Linked DNA regions of Homo sapiens: region 2 is linked to region 1. The links are chromatin loops, found by intact Hi-C in ENCODE. Cell type or tissue: IMR-90. All regions are shown on one strand. Each heading gives the region's core, and the rest is flanking DNA. Links, peaks and the distances in the headings are about the cores only. Region 1 overlaps BNC2 (basonuclin zinc finger protein 2). Region 2 overlaps BNC2 (basonuclin zinc finger protein 2).

Region 1 (2,918 bases), core at 144-2,643:
AAATTGAAGAGAAATGCAGTCCAAAAGTAAAATTCAAACTATTATTAATATATCCTTTCTTAGGTCATCTTAGGATAATACATATTTCTCCTATACATTGGGGGAAAAAATCAGACACATGAATATTTTATAAAGGCACACTGCATTATCAGAAAGCTGTTCCACACATCCACACTTTAATCTGTTATAAATTAACTTGAGTCAGTTCAAATGTTATATGTAATGCACACGATTACAACTGAAGTCAAATCATACACACCCTCAGTAACTGTAAGCCTAAAACAACTCCAACAGTGAATGAGACGGCTAGAGTTTTCCCTAAGGAAGGATAGGGGTTGGGGGCAATCTGCAAAATGGATATAACTGAGACAAATGCAAAGACTGAAAATATCCTAAAAACCTGAAGATGCTCGTGTGGTTTCACAACAAAGTCCCTTTATAAGATCCACAGCCCAAATGACTGCATCTTTCAACTGCTCCATTTCCAGAACTCCTGATTTTAAATCACACTGAAAACCTTTGGCTGCAATTGAATTAGCATGGTTGGATTTAGCCCTTCTAAATGCCAAAAAGGAAAAAAAAAAAAAAAGTACCATTCTAAAGTTTGTTTTGTTTTAAACTCGGATCTTCTGCATTCCAAAATTGTATCCCTCTGACTAATATAAACCGTTATTACAGAGAAATGGTTTTTTTTTTTAAAAAAAAAAAAAAAAGCCAGTGAAAAAGAATGAGGGAGTAGTAATGGTAACATACAGTACCATGAGCTGCAGCGGCCTCCCAGCCAGTGGTGCAAGGTTAACAGATCAGTCCTGGCCTTCGGGCAGACAGCAGAACACAGCCTTGGGGAAGGGGGGACAGGGACGGAGGCCAGGGGAGGGGGCCCGCTCTCAGGCAGTTTACACAAGAAGGCAGCTCAGCTCCTTTCTGGCGCACTCCTCCTCTCTATCTCCCAACCTCTTTGCGTGTGTCTTGTCATATTTTCTTCAGCTGTTAATTGTCCAGACTCCAAGACTTTAAACAGCCACAGTTTAGGAAAAAGCGAAACCCTTCTAAGTGACCATCACAGCAAATCAGCTTCATGCTAGTGGGTAAAATTTTCCAAGGGAAGTGTTCTTCTGATAGTTCCTGAGTCTCTAAGTCACCCCCACCCCCACCCCCACCGGCCGCCACACACACTCCCCTGGAGGGCTAAATGCACTGTGGCAATAAAACATTCATGCGACTTGGAATTTTAACACAATGCCATTTCCCTAGTTTAACCTGAAAGGAATGCACTAGTCACAACAGACTACATCATCCTGCCATTAAACCCTGCCAAGGAACCGCTTTTTTGGCCGCGCTGGGCCAGCTTTGACGGGAAAGGAGTACACAGACCCACACACTGAGCACAGAGGGGCCACCTCTGCTTCCTCAGCCTTATCCAGCAACACCCTGCTCTTGAACATGACCCCTGACCCCTTGCATTGTGACCAGCTTGTGAGGCATGTGTCACCCTGGAATTTCTGCAGAGCCACACACTGCGCAGGCCATTTGCTGCTCCCTCTCAACAGGCTCTTGGGCAGACGCCAAAGGTTCTTTCTTATTATTACTGCTACTATTGAAAGTCTTCTGTTTAAATGTAGGGATGCTTTTTCCTCGAGTTGTATGATAGTGTGGCTTGGGTTTTTTTTTCCCTCCTTTGTTTGTTTTGGACTTTTTAAAAAACAAACTTTACATTTGCATTGATAATTATGTTATTATTAATGACAAAATGATTCAGTATGGGGACTACTTATCAAAGGTGCCAGTTCTTTCACATTTAAGTGACATTCAATTTAGATTTACAAAACACCCAGAAACAATTCCTATTTCTCCAGAGAAGTTGAGAGAAAAATTCAAAGGGATTGAATCCTAAAACACCTACACTTAACCATTTTTATTTACATGCTATTATTACAAAACAAACAAGCAACAATATTAGATCAAAAAACTGGATTTACTGACTTATTGCTTGTGCAGAGAGTTCTGCCTTCCAAGCAACATAACTGACAAGCAACTATTTTAAAAAGTATGTATACCAAATGAAAAATTAAAATCATACTAAATGTTTACAAATGTTTTTATAATTTTAAAATTGTTCTCATGTAGCCCTTTATAACCAATCACAACAGTACTAATTTTTGCAAGTTAACAGAGGTCATAGTTTTGCACCCCAAAATACCCCTTTCTTCTTCTACCACTGATTCTCCTACCACTGAAGGATGTCTTCCAGATTGTCTTTTTCTGATCATTCATCTTATTAACTATCTTCATATGATGCACATTCACTTTCAATCTTGTCCAATTGTTTTATTATTCCTCTTCTCTACTGTAGTCATAGGCAATTCTAAAAAGCACAAAGTCCCCTCTTTTTGCCCTGACCTTGAGCTACAGCCAGGTGAGCTGTGATTATCCCTACAGAAGGCAGAAGGTGTTCCAGCTTTAATCTCCTGGAGTGAGGCCATGTCCCCTTTCAGTAACAAATGAAGAACATCTTACTTCATCTAAGAGAATACCCTAAAATACAAAATGATGATCTCAAAGCAGGTTAACATGCACATATAAAATAAAACCAAATTGTCTTCTTTAGAGTAATTTTTGTCTCCTTAGTAGCTGGAATTAGTCTTAAGCCCTAGTTAAAAGACTTTTTTCTTTTTCTTTCCTTTAAACAGACATTATCATGCCTTGAAAAGTCATTCTAATCCCTTCACCTTAGCCAAGCCATGCTAATTCATGAGAGGACAGCAATTAATTTTTAAAAAAAAGGAATTATACTTGACTGGGGGGAGGGGAGAATCAATCCAACTCAGAAGCAAAGGTTACCAAAACCTATGTGAAACACTTCCATTTCAAATTGCAAATGCTGAAATCAAATTGTCAGTTTAATCTATATAAAATAC
Region 2 (2,918 bases), core at 170-2,669, 77 kb before region 1:
AGTATGCAGTGCCATGAGTCATCTTACTAGATGCTCTAGCAACTGCCTGTGACCCAGCAGTGAGCCAAGATAGCAGGGCTTTTAATAAAGCAGCACGTTTGCACACTCACAGCCCTGTTAATTTAATACCTGCCGCTTGTTTACCAAACAGCACGGGCATGTCTCCGTGTCGGTAACTTCCCAGTGACAGTGAGGCGACTGAATCAGGGCATGGAACAGATGCACCTTTTTACGCTCTGTTACACTGTGTCACAGACTACAGCCCCTGAGCGCATTCCTTTATTTATCCTGCAGCCAGTTGAGCTAATTGTCAGAGACAGACCTGGTTCTAATTCTGCAGAGTCCAGCAACTGCTGGAGTGTATGTAGTGAGGCATGAACGGTGCAGAACTTTAGAAGGGAACAGTTGAAAAACAGAGTCTGAGGGTAGAGGCATAATCTGCCAATATTTTACTTAGACTTTGAAAATACCACCTGTCTCAATAGCAGGCTATGGGAGTGGGGACAAAAGTAAAACAACTCCAGTGTCAGAATGAAGCAGAAGCAAGCAAATGTCAAAGCATATTCCTATGTAAGGAGAACACAACACAGCAGCAATGGCATTCATTTTCCAAAGAATATGGTTCGGCCTGTGCAGTTGTAAAATATTCACAAGCTCAAAAACCTGGTGATAACAGGCCAATATTCAATGCGGCTCACACCAGCAGTTCTGCACAATACCAGGATTGAGCATTACAGAGATACTGTGATGCAAGCCCATTAATGACACCAAAATTACTTAAAAGACTAGTCTCTCAATCCTCCAGCCATACAATTTGAGTCTGCTTGATCATGTGTAGACAAAGAAACTCCCATTTATTGTTCTCCTCACACCCTGTGGTATTAGAAGTGTTTCTTATGAGCTGTAATACCATACTCATATTTTATCAGTAGCAAGAGTTCACTCCAGTTAAAGTTCTTCACCCGTCATGGGCATTTTTCAGCAAATTAATGTCTTTTACTTGCATGACTTCCCTTCATATTATAATTTGGGGTTTAAACGGATCATAATACTTTGCAGAAAGTAAAAAGAGAAAAAGAGCTCAGTGTTGATAATTTTTACCACTTATGACTGAATGACCTCAACTGAGGAATAAAAAATTAAGTCATTTGTCTTATGAGGTACAAAGGACATTTTACGGTGTACAATTTAGCTAATAACGGGTTCAGGCCAATCCTTAAGAAGTCACATGTTTCCATTGTCCCTTCACCCCCTGCTTGTGTTTTTACCACATCCTAACAAAAACATGACCAGAACTGGTGAAAAACATACGGTTCCAACTAATGAATCACATACTTTCCCGCAAGTACAGTAAGTACTACCAGCTGTGTGACAGTCTTGCTTTGGCAGTGGGACCAGCTTAGAACAAGCCGGCTCATCTGAAAGCAGCTGTACTGAAAAACCACAAGCAATATAAGTGTGTCTGCCTTCTCAGGGCGGCTTTGTCTCTGTTCTATGTCTCTGCTCTGTCCCCATAATGTGCCAGCCATCTTGTTTAGAGAAAGTTTCAGAAATTACAGTGGTAGGGAGAAAATCCACACATTCAAAAACCTTAAGTTTTCAGAAAATGTTGTCACTTTATCAAGTGGAACGCCGTGAGAGGTCAATTAAAGGAAAACACCTCTCTCCCACATCCAGCCTTCCACATGCATCTTTTGGGGTTTGCCTTAGATGTAAAAGTGTGCGTATTTATGTATCTAAATAAGTGAGGTGGGAAACAGGGGGAGGAACGGCACAGGATCCAGCTACTTACAGATGGGCTGAGGCATGCATGCGAACACACACAAACACACACGCAGAGCAATTCGCAGATTATCAACTCATGCCATGAGCTACTGCAAAAAAGTTCTATGATTTTAAACTTGCCATTTATACAACAATAAGCTTCATTTGTAACCACAAAGCATTCTGAAAAAGATTCCCTGGCAAGCCCCAGATATTTTTACACAAATGCACTTTTCCTTTCTGTGAAACAACATTCAACTGGATAATCATTGCTGTTAAAGGGAAAGAAAGTCCAACAGCATTGGTCTAGAAATTTAAGTGGAAATAGTAGGATTTTTAAACTTCTGTAGTGTCTGAAGGCAATAAGTAATTAAAATTTTTTTAATGTCATTAAGTGATCAGTAGCTTGTATGTAAGCACCTAAGTACCATCTCAGGCTTGTTCTGCAAAAAAGAAATACCTACCGTTGTCATTCTTGACTTTTCCAAAGTCTCAATCAGAAAAATAAATACAGAGTAGTGAAATTATTTTTGGTTTTTGTCAGTGTTTCACATACAGAGAAGTCAAATGTAAGGACTAATCGGGAAGGTTTACCTTTTATGTTTACTTTTATTGCCTAATTTAGCCAAACACATTACTCTAAACTATAATGTTGTAAAGATGCTTGATTCGGCAATAATCTAATCCAAAAATTATATTAACATCACATCTTTTTATTTACACCATAGTTGTGTGAATAATTTTCGTTTTGAATGAGCTATCAATGTAATACTCAAAAAATGGCCAGAAGACTCACTACATTCAGAAGATTCACTACATTAATTAGAGAAGATCTTGGCCTCTGTGGTTTCTTCCTAAAATTCACTCTTTCTAAATGAACTTTAATGTTTGTGTGTTTGGGGGAGTTCAGTGCTGGGCTGATCAAGGGCAAGTACTTAGGGTGAATCTAGAAATCACATTGAGGCTTACAATTGGATAAAGGCAGACAGCAGAACTGGGAGCACCAACAGTAGTGGGGAAAGAGTAAAGGATGAGCATCTGCAGGCAAACATCGGACGAACTCAGGTTCCACTCCAAACCACCACATAAACCAAGTCACATGATTTTTTTTTGGTTTCCCAGTGCATATAAAATTTGTTTATTCGATGCTGTAG

What was found. Hi-C counts contacts between places; a loop is a spot of excess contacts. Peaks named below come from ENCODE experiments on the same cell type or tissue, not always from the same donor. Only the 100,000 strongest peaks of a DNase experiment are listed, where the experiment ranks them.
Region 2: it touches region 1 in a loop (2.1-fold over the local background); 10 of 110 quality-filtered maps call a loop at or near these places.

The regions. Positions count from the first base shown.
Region 1 is chr9:16,703,995-16,706,912 of GRCh38, forward strand. All of the region lies in intron 3 of BNC2 (basonuclin zinc finger protein 2), which reads right to left. Among named protein-coding and RNA genes, the nearest start is that of BNC2-AS1, 21 kb to the right of the region's middle. RefSeq lists enhancers at 406-1,160, 2,568-2,918. In IMR-90, for the core only: no CTCF peak of the experiment used is centred there; DNase peaks (open chromatin) are centred at 707 and 1,367; H3K4me3 peaks cover 1,322 bases; H3K27ac peaks cover 2,298 bases.
Region 2 is chr9:16,626,797-16,629,714 of GRCh38, forward strand. The region is part of intron 3 of BNC2 (basonuclin zinc finger protein 2); the gene reads right to left. Among named protein-coding and RNA genes, the nearest start is that of BNC2-AS1, 99 kb to the right of the region's middle. RefSeq lists an enhancer at 168-701. In IMR-90, for the core only: no CTCF peak of the experiment used is centred there; DNase peaks (open chromatin) are centred at 1,315 and 1,815; H3K4me3 peaks cover 401 bases; H3K27ac peaks cover 1,798 bases.